Linked DNA regions of Homo sapiens: region 2 is linked to region 1. A link is an interaction called in ENCODE POLR2A ChIA-PET data of the cell type or tissue named here. Cell type or tissue: PC-3. All regions are shown on one strand.

Region 1 (5,000 bases):
TTAAAAAAAAAAAAAGAAATATATATATATATATATATATATATATATATATATATAACTGCTTTCTTCTTTCTTGATACAAGACACTAGAAGTAATCTTATGCCTAGTTTTTTTTTGTTTGTTTTTTTAAAGACAGGGTCTCAAGCAATCCTCCCATCTCAGCCTCCTGAGGTGTGGCACATCACCATGCCCAGCTAACGTTTTGCATTTTTTGTTGCTCAGACTGGTCTCAAACTCCTGGGCTCAAGAGATTCACCTGCCTCAGCCTTGGCCTCCCAAAATGCTGGGATTACAGGCGCGAGCCACCATGCCTGGCTTGTCTCTTTTGTAACTTACAAAGAGAACAAAGTAAAGGAAAGAGGGATGGAAAGAGCTCCTGCACTAGTTAAACCAGAGTTGAAAGAGGCTTGATGGAAGGTTACCAAAGGAGAACATGAATCTGTGAGAAAATGTCGTAAGGTAAAAATAACTGGTGCACTGGGCGCGGTGGCTCACGCCTGTAATCCTAGCACTTTGGGAGGCCGAGGTGGGCGGATCACGAGGTCAGGAGATCAAGACCATCCTGGCTAACACAGTGAAACCCCCTCTCTACTAAAAATACAAAAAATTAGCCGGGCATGGTGGCAGGCACCTGTAGTCCCAGCTACTCGGGAGGCTGAGGCAGGAGAATGGCGTAAACCCGGTAGGCGGAGCTTGCAGTGAACTGAGATTGCGCCACTGCACTCCAGCCTGGGCGACAGAACAAGACTCCGTCTCAAAAAAACAAACAAACAAAAAAAACAAACAAACTGGTCCACGCGTAGTGCAAACTCCCAAAAGGAAAAGAAAAAGGTTAAACACTTCCTCACACCAGCCAATTGGTGGCATCACGAGCCCAAAACTTGGTACTGGCTGGAACAGATGGATTAAGTTGGTTCTTAGGCAAATTAGCCTTCATTCTCAACCAAGAGTTGACATTTTAGGCCGGGTGCAGTGGCTTACGCCTGTAATCCCAACACTTTGGAGGCCAAAGTGGGCAGATTGCTTGAGCCCAGGAGTTCAAGACCAGCCTGGACAACATGGTGAGATCCCGTCACTACACCACACACGCACACACACACACACACACGAGTGGACATTTAAGGCAGGTTAACATAGTTACATGTATATATAACTGGCAAAAAGGTACAGAGCAGCTTAAAAGGGCATGTAAGTCATATCCCTGATTCCACACGCATGGGCTGGGAACAAGAATATAACTGAGACTTCAGTCAAAGGCTGATAATAAAGCCCTCATCTGGGATCCTCTGATTCAAAAAAGAGAGAAAAATAGCCCACCAAACAATCAAGCCAGTGAAAAGGTCTGGATTTCGGTCATGATCTGCTCTTCTCTAGGTCATGTTGAAGGCAATTCTTCGACTGATTCAGACAACATTTTCCACATGCAACCTTTACTGATCACTTCCTTTATTCTACTCATATGTCCTCATCTTCATCTGTCTTTCTGTCTTGCTTAGTTACCTGAGTTCACAGGCCTTACCTCTCTTACTAGCTATCAAGTTTCTTAAGACATGGGAAACTTGTCTTATACATATCACAGTCTCCAGATCTGAGAGAAGTAAACTTTGAAGAATCAGAAAACAAACCCTTGAGCCAGGTATAGAGGCAAGAGCCTGTAATCCCAGTTACTGGGGAGGCTGAGGTGGGAGGACTGCTTGAACCCAGGAGTTTGAGACCAGCCTGGACAATGGAGTGAGGCCTTGTCTCTACAAAAAGAAAAGAAAAACCAACACTTCAGCCAGGTATAGTGGCATGAGCCTGCAATCCCAACTGTTCAGCTGACTGAGGTGGGAAGACTGCTTGAGCCCAGAAGTTGGAGACCAGCCTTGACAACACAGCAAGACTCCATCTCAAAATAATAATAATACAGCAAAGAAAAAAAAGAAAATAAAACAAACATAAAATATATACAAATCAGGCTGGGAGTGGAGGCTGACACCTCTAATCCTAGCATTTTGGGAGGCCAAGACAGGCAGATCACCTGAGGTCAGGCATTCGAGACTAAACTGGTTAACAAGGCAAAACGCTGTCTCTACTAAAAATACAACAAAAAAAAAAGAAAAGAAAAGAAAAAACAATAAGACTTAGGGCTGGGTGAGGTGGCTCACTCCCATAATCCCAGCATTTTGGGAGCCTGAGACATGCAGATCATCTGAGGTCAGGAGTTTGAGACCAGCCTGGCCAACATGGCGAAACCCTGTCTCTACTAAAAATACAAAAATCAGTTGGACGTAGTGGCACGCATCTGTGATACCAGCTACTTGGGAGGCTGAGGCAGGAGAACTGCTTGAACCCGGAAGGCAGTGGTTGCAGTGGGCCAAGATCACGCCACTGCACTCCAACCCGGGCGACAGAACAAGAATTCATCTCAAAAAAAAAAAAAAAAAAAAAATCAGTCGGGCCTGGTGGCACAGCCCTGTAATCCCAGCTACTCAGGAGGCTGAGGCAGGAGAATCACTTGAACCTGGGAGGCAGAGGTTGCAGTGAGCCGGGACTACACCACTGCACTCCAGCCTGGGTGATGTAGTGAGACTCCATCTCAAAAAACAAACAAACAAAAATACACACACAAAATTAAGTGATATGTGATTTTAAAAAACTATAATTAAGAGATTAAGAAGAACAATACTTTTTAAAAAGGCTTCTGGGTTTACAAAACTTTACCAAATAGCTATTTCAGCATAGTCTTGTATTGTCTTTATAATGCAGCTGAGGACTGGAACAAAAGTCACTTACTGCCAATTCATCCTATAAACTTAGGAAACACTGGAATGATCACAAACCCAGATAACGACAGGTGTAGAGATCTGCTTAGACCATCATTCAAATGCACCCGAGTATGCTTGTGACTCTTACCCTAAATATTGCAATGCAAGCCAGGTGAGTAAGAGATAGAAGTAGGAGAACTTTCTGAGGCTTCCAACCACACAAACTGCTAACTTCCTCTCAGAGTTGTCTTCATAGAACACATGGAAATATAGCTTAAGATATATATTTCCCTTATTGTAATAAATCTACATTTTTTTTTTTGAAAATTTGGCCTTGCTGAACAAGATTGGAGTACCCACAATAACCTGTCAGTATCCTATAAAAAGCTAACTTATCATACTGAATTTGGGTGTTTGACAAACTTTTAGTTTTGCCATAAAATAAATGTATTCATTGCTGGGCGCAGTGAGAGAAATGAAAACGTGTCCACATAAAAACCAGTAAACAAATGTTTATAGTGGCTTTATTTATAATAGCCAAAAAGTGAAAACAGGTCACAAATCCATCAACTGATGAATGAATAAACAAAATGTGGTATAATAGATTATTTTTATTGCTACAAACGTTGAACTAGCAAATCCTGAACCTTTGCTCCTAGAGGAAAACACACGGTTAGGTTCCTGTGAGCCTCTAGTCACATTTTTGTCAGTAGATCATCAGTACACACCTTCTTTTTTATGTGTTTCTGATGAAAGACACCTTATTTATTTACTTATTTTAAATTTCAATAGCCTTAGGGATACAGTAGTTTTGGGTTACACAGATGAATTATATAGTGTTAACACCTTACTTAAAATATATGTAAGGCCAGGCGCGGTGGCTCACGCCTGTAATCCCAGCACTTTGGGAGGCCAAGGCGGGAGGATTCATTAACATGTCAAACAGCCTGAACAAAGCTTATTTAATATATTTTCCTCTAAAGTACAGCATAGCTTTCTAGCTCTTGGAAACAGGAGACAGCACTTCAGCATTATACTTGAAGGCCAATCACCAATAAAAAACACAAAGGCAAATCCATAGACAGAAAGTAGATTACGTGGCCAGGTGCAGTGGCTCACACCTGTAATTCCAACACTTTGGGAGGCCAAGGCACAAGGATCGCTTGAGCTCAGGAGTTTGAGTCCAGCCTGGGCAACAAAGTGAGACTTCATCTCTACAAATAATTTAAAAACTGGTCACAGGCATGGTGGCATGTGCCAGTGGTTCCAGCTACTTGGGAGGCTGTAGTGGGAGAATTGCTTGAGCCCAGGTGGTCGAGGCTGCGATGAGCTGTGACTGTACCACTGCACTCCAATCTGGGTGACAAAGTCAGACTCCATCTCAAGGGAAAAATAAAAAAGTAGATTAGGGACTGGGGAAAGGAAAAATAGACAGTAATTGTTAATGGGTATGGGGTTTCTTTTCGGAGTGATATAAATATTCACTGCACTGTGTGCAGTGATGGTTATAAAACCTTGTCAACATACTAAAAACTATTAAATTGTATACCTTAAAGAAGTAGGGTAGGGCCAGGTGCAGTGACTCACACCTGTAATCCCAGCACTTTGAGAGGCCAAGGCAGGAAGATCACCTGAGGTCGGGAGTTCGAGACCAGCCTGACCAACATGGAGAAACCCCATCTCTACTAAAAATACAAAATTAGCCGGGCATGGTGGCACATGCCTGGTAATCCCAGCTACTCAGGAGGCTGAGGCATAAGAATCACTTGAACCCAGGAGGCGGAGGTTGTGGTGAGCCGAGATTGTGCCATTGCACTCCAGCCTGGGCAACAAGAGCCAAACTCTGTCTCAAAAAAAAAAAAAAATGGAGGTAGGGTATGTGAATTATATCTCAACAAAGCCATTTACAAAAAAAGCGGCCGGGTGCACTGGCTTACGCCTGTAATCCCAGCACTCTGAGAGGCCAAGGCAGGTGGATCACTTGAGGTCAGGAGTTCAAGACCAGCCTGGACAACATGGTGAAATCTCTTCTCTATTAAAAAATACAAAAATTAGCCAGGCGTGGTGCCACACACCTGTAAGCCCAGCTACTTGGGAGGCTGAGGCAGGAGAATTGCTTGAACCCGGGAGGCAAGGGTTGCAGTGAGCTGAGATCGTGCCACTGTACTCCATGCCTGGGCAACACAGTGAGGCTCCATCTCAACAACAAAAAAAAGCTATTTGTCACATTTTCTGACATATATAGCAGTCAT
Region 2 (5,000 bases), 96 kb after region 1:
GGCGCGGTGACTCATGCCTGTAATCCTAGCACTTTGGGAGGCTGAGGCAGGCAGATCAACTGAGGTCAGGGGTTCGAGACTAGCCTGGGCAACATGGTGAAACCCCGTCTCTACTAATAATATACAAAAATTAGCTGAGCATGGTGACACGCGCCTGTAATCCCAGCTACTCGGGAGGCTGAGGTAGGAGAATTGCTTGAACCCAGGAGGCAGAGGTTTCAGTGAGCCAAGATCGAACCATTGTACTCCAGCCTGGGGCAACAAGAGCAAAACTCCATCTCAAAAAAAAAAGAAAAAAGAAAAACCCGACAAAAAACAAAAAATAATACTAAGGCCAGGCAAGGTGGCTCACGCCTGTAATCCCAGCACTTTGGGAGGCTGAGGTGGGTGGACCACCTGAGGTCAGGAGTTCGAGACCAGCCTGGCCAAAATGGTGAAACTCCATCTCTACGAAAAATATAAAAATTAGCTGGGCGTGGTGGCAGGCACCTGTAATCCCAGCTACTCAGGAGGCTGAGACAGGAGAATCACTTGAACCCAGGAGGTGGATGTCGCAGTGAGCCAAGATTGCACCACTGCATTCCAGCTTGGGTGACAGAGTGAGTCTCTATCTCAAAAAAAAAAAATTAATAAAGTGAATTTTAGTGCTTTATATAAAGTAAGGAAGGTATAGCCCTCATAGAGATCAGGCTTTTATTTATTTATTTAGGATCTCACTCTGTTGCCCAGCCTATAGCACAGAGGTGTGATTGCAGCTCACTGCAGCCTCAACTCCTGGGCTCAAGCGATCCTCCTATCTCAGCCTCTCAAGTAGCTGGGACGACGGCATGTGCTACCACACCTGCCTAATTAAAAAAAATTAATAGAAACAGGGTCTCCCTGTGTTGTCCAGGCTAGTCTTGAACTCCTGGGCTCTAGCAGTCCTCCCAAAGTGCTGGGGTTACAGGCATGAGCCACTGCGCCTGATCCTGTTATTGTTTTCTTTAGTAAACTGGAAGCTGTTTGAGGGCAGGAACCACATGTAGCTTGTCTCTCAGCCCCCAGGTCTGGCACTGAGCCCAACATACATTAGATCTTGGTGAGTGTTTGGAGACTGATCAGTGGGGTATATCTTGGACCCTTTCTACTTTACCTTTCACCTTTTCAATTGCTGTTGACTTTCCTAAATGTTTAAGATGGGACTTGAGAATCATGCTGAGCTTGACTGACTCTTGAGCTTTTCTGTTCTGAGTCCTCAGAACTCTAAGGCCAGCTCCCTACTGGCTCTTCCCAGGAAGATGGCCACTGCCAGGTGTCCTGCCTTTGATCTGGCTTGATGCATCACCACTGTCAAAAGCGGGATGTCATTCTGGATGTAGCTAATTTGGGGCCACCCTGTTTCAACTTAGCTGAGTCATGCTGTGCCCCAGAGATGCTGGAGGGACCCCTGTCCCAGGAAGAGGGCATGAATGGAACTCCTGTTCAGTTCTCCCATGGCCGCAAAGACCTGTTGTTCTGACCATTGTTCTCAAGGAAAAGTTTACTTGGCTGTGCACACGCATAGCTTTGGACCATGTGACTCCCCACAAACAAAACTTGGCTTAATCCAGCCCTGGCCTGTTCCCCGGACCTTGATTAAAATGTCTTGTGGGCCTCTGTAGGCAGGTTCTGGCCCTGACGAGCTGTGTGACCCTGGCTGCTGCTGGTGGTGGAGGAAATAATAGTGATAATAATCAGGATGGTAGCATCTGCTGCTTATTGAGCATCCACACTGTGCTCAACACCATGAGCACCTACTGTGCTAAGTCCCTTCCCTATGCTTGTTTTTTTCTTTGAGATGGAGTCTCGCTCCATTGCCCAGGCTGGAGTACAGTGGCACGATCTCGGCTCACTGCAACCTCCACCTCCCTGGTTCAAGCGATTCTCCTACTTCAGCCTCCCGAGTAGCTGGGACTACAGGCGCGTGCCACCATGCCTGGCTAATTTTTTGTATTTTTAGTAGAGATGGGGTTTCACCATGTTGGCCAGGCTGGTCTCGAACTCCTGACCTCAGGTGATCCACCCGCCTCGGCCTCCCAAAGTGCTGGGATTACAGGTGTGAGCCACCGTGCCCGGCCCTTCCCTATGTTATTTAATTGAATCCTCAATGTCATCCCTGTGAATTAGGTACATTGTTCATTGTATAGATGAGAACACTGAAGCTCAGAGAGGTGACATTACTTGCCCAAGGTCACAGTATGGCAGAGATGGAATATGAGCTCAAGTCTTTCAGATGCCAAAACTCATATATATATATTTTAATCAAAAACAAAAATTTTGTAAGAGACAGGGTCTCACTCTGTCATGCAGGCTGGAATGCAGTTGCATGATCACGGCTCACTGTAGCCTCGACTTCCTGGGCTCAAGTGATCCTCCCACCACAGCCTCTCCAGTAGCTGGGACTACAGGCATGTGCCACCATACCCAGCTATTATTGTTTTGATTTTTTGTAGAGACAGGGTCTCACTATATTGTCCAGGCTGGTCTCAAACTCCTGGACTCAAGTGATTCTCCTGCCTCAGCCTCCTGACGTGCTGGGATTACAGGTGTGAGCCAGTGTGCCTGGCTGAAAACCCATAATCTTTTTTTTTTTTTGAGACGGAGTCTCGCTCTGTTGCCCAGGCTGGAGTACAGTGGCACGATCTCGGCTCACTGCAATCTGCGCCTCCCCAGTTCAAGTGATTCTTCTGCCTCAGTCTCTAAAGTAGCTGGGATTACAGGCATGTGCCACCACACCTGGCTAATTTTTGTATTTTTAGTAGAGATGAGATCTCACCATGTTAGCCAGGCTGGTCTCGAATTCCTGACCTCATGTGATCCGCCCTCCTCTGCCTTCCAAAGTGCTGGGATTTACAGGTGTGAGCCACTGCGCCCGGCGAAAACTCATTTTCTTAAATACTTATCTGCACTACAGGTTATGTCACTTCTCTGAGACTCAGTTTACTCACCCATTAAATAAAGATACTATGGCTGGGTGCGGTGGCTCCCACCTGTTATCCCAGCACTTTGGGAGGCTGAGGCGGGTGGATCACCTGAGGTCAGGAGTTCAAGACTAGCCTGGTAAACATGGTGAAACCCCGTCTCTACTAAAAATACAAAATTTAGCGCGTGCCTGTAGTCCCAGCTACTCAGGAGGCTGAGGCAGGAGAATTGCTTGAGCCCAGGAGGTGGAGGTTGCAGTGAGCTGAGATCACGCCACGGCACTCCAGCCTGGGCGACAGAGTGAGACTCCGTCTCAAAAAAAAAAAAAAAAAAAGAAAAAAGTAATAAAAATGAACATAAATAAGGATATTAATTCATCTCATCAAATTGGTGAAATAAGGTGAAGGTGTGTTCGAGAGAGTTGAGCTTGGCCCCAATATATAGTAGGCGCTCAATAAGTACTGCTTTCTCCCATCACTAAGATTCTAGAACCCTGAATCTAGGCTTCCGAGTTGATACGAGCATTATCTCTGAACTATGGCTTGTATGGCTTGGTATGTGGTGGTATATTTTTGAAAAATAAACTAGATTTTTTAGAAAATTTAAAAAGTAATACATACTCATTCAAAAATATCCAGCTTAGCCTGAGCAACATAGCGAAACCCTGTCTCTCCAAAAAAAAGTTACAAAAATTAGCCAGGCATGGTGGCACATTCCTGTAGTCCCAGCTACTTGGGATGCTGAGGCTGAAGGATCATTTGAGCCTGGGATGTGGAGGATGGAGTGAGCTGAGATTGTGCCATTGCACTCCAACTTGGGTGACAGAGTGAGACCCTGTCTCGAAAAAAAAATAAGTGGCTCATGCCTATAATTCCAGCACTTTCAGAGGCTGAGGTGGGAGGATTCCTTGAGACCAGGAGTTCGAGACTAGCCTAGGCAACATGGCAAGGCCTCGTCTCTACAATTTTTTTGTTTTTGTTTTTGTTTTTTTGAGATGGAGTTTCTCTCTTGTTGGCCAGGCTGGAGTGCAATGGCATGATCTCGGCTCACTGCAACCTCTGCCTCCTGGGTTCAAGCGATTCTCGTGCCTCAGCCTCCCGAGTAGCTAGGATTACAGGCGCGCACCAACACATCTGGCTAATTTTTGTATTTTTAGTAGAGATGGGGTTTCGCCACTCCTGGCCTCAGGTGATCCACCTGCCTCGGACTCCCAAAGTGCTAGGATTACAGGCATGAGCCACTATGCCTGACCCAATTTTTTTTTTTTTTTTTTTTTTTTTTTTTTTTAGGTGGAGTCTTACTGTGTTACCCAGGCTGGAGTGCAGTGGACTATCTTGGCTCAATCAAACCTCCACCTCCTGGGTTCAAGCAATTCTCCTACCTCACCTTCTCAAGTAGCTGGGATCACAGGCATGTGCCACCATGCCTGGCTAATTTCTGTATATAGTATAGGTGGGGTTTCACCATGTTGGCCAAGTCTCAAACTCCTGACCTCAAGTGATCTGCCTAAGGCCTCCCAAAGTCCTGGGATTACAGGCATAAGCCACCGTGCCTGGCCTACAAAAAATTTTTGTTTTTTTTGAGACCGAGTCTTGCTTTGTTGCCCAGGTTGCAGTGCAGTGGTACGATCTTGGCTCACTGCAACCTTTGCCTCTCAGGTTCAAGCAGTTTTCCTGCCTCAGCCTCCCAAGTAGCTGGGATTATAGGCGCCTGCCACCACACCTGGCTAATTTTTGTATTTTTAGTAGGGATGGGGTTTCACCATCTTGGTCAGGCTGGTTTTGAACTCCTGACCTCAAGCAATCCACCTGCCTCGGCCTCCCAGACTGCTGGAATTACAGGCGTGAGCCACTGTGCCTGGCCAAAAAATTTTTTAAAAATTAGCTGGGCATAGTGTTGTGCACCTGTAATCCCAGCTACTCAGGAGGCTGGGTAGGAGGATTGCTTGAGCCCAGGAGTTCAAGGCTGTACCCAAACTATGATTATGCCACTGTACTCTAATCTGGGCAACAAAGCAAGACACTGTCTCTTAAAAAAAAAAAATTACCAACGAGAGTGTA

What was found. Peaks named below come from ENCODE experiments on the same cell type or tissue, not always from the same donor. Only the 100,000 strongest peaks of a DNase experiment are listed, where the experiment ranks them.
Region 2: POLR2A ChIA-PET joins it to region 1 with 28 read pairs; 4 of 35 experiments call an interaction of 5 or more read pairs at or near these places.

What each region holds. Positions count from the first base shown.
Region 1 is chr20:33,524,801-33,529,800 of GRCh38, reverse strand. The region is part of intron 1 of CBFA2T2 (CBFA2/RUNX1 partner transcriptional co-repressor 2); the gene reads right to left. Among named protein-coding and RNA genes, the nearest start is that of CBFA2T2, 37 kb to the right of the region's middle. RefSeq lists enhancers at 686-1,186, 1,187-1,687. In PC-3, a CTCF peak has its summit at 854; a DNase peak (open chromatin) is centred at 2,870; H3K27ac peaks cover 482 bases.
Region 2 is chr20:33,428,562-33,433,561 of GRCh38, reverse strand. All of the region lies in intron 2 of SNTA1 (syntrophin alpha 1), which reads left to right. Among named protein-coding and RNA genes, the nearest start is that of SNTA1, 13 kb to the left of the region's middle. In PC-3, no CTCF peak of the experiment used is centred here; no DNase peak of the experiment used is centred here.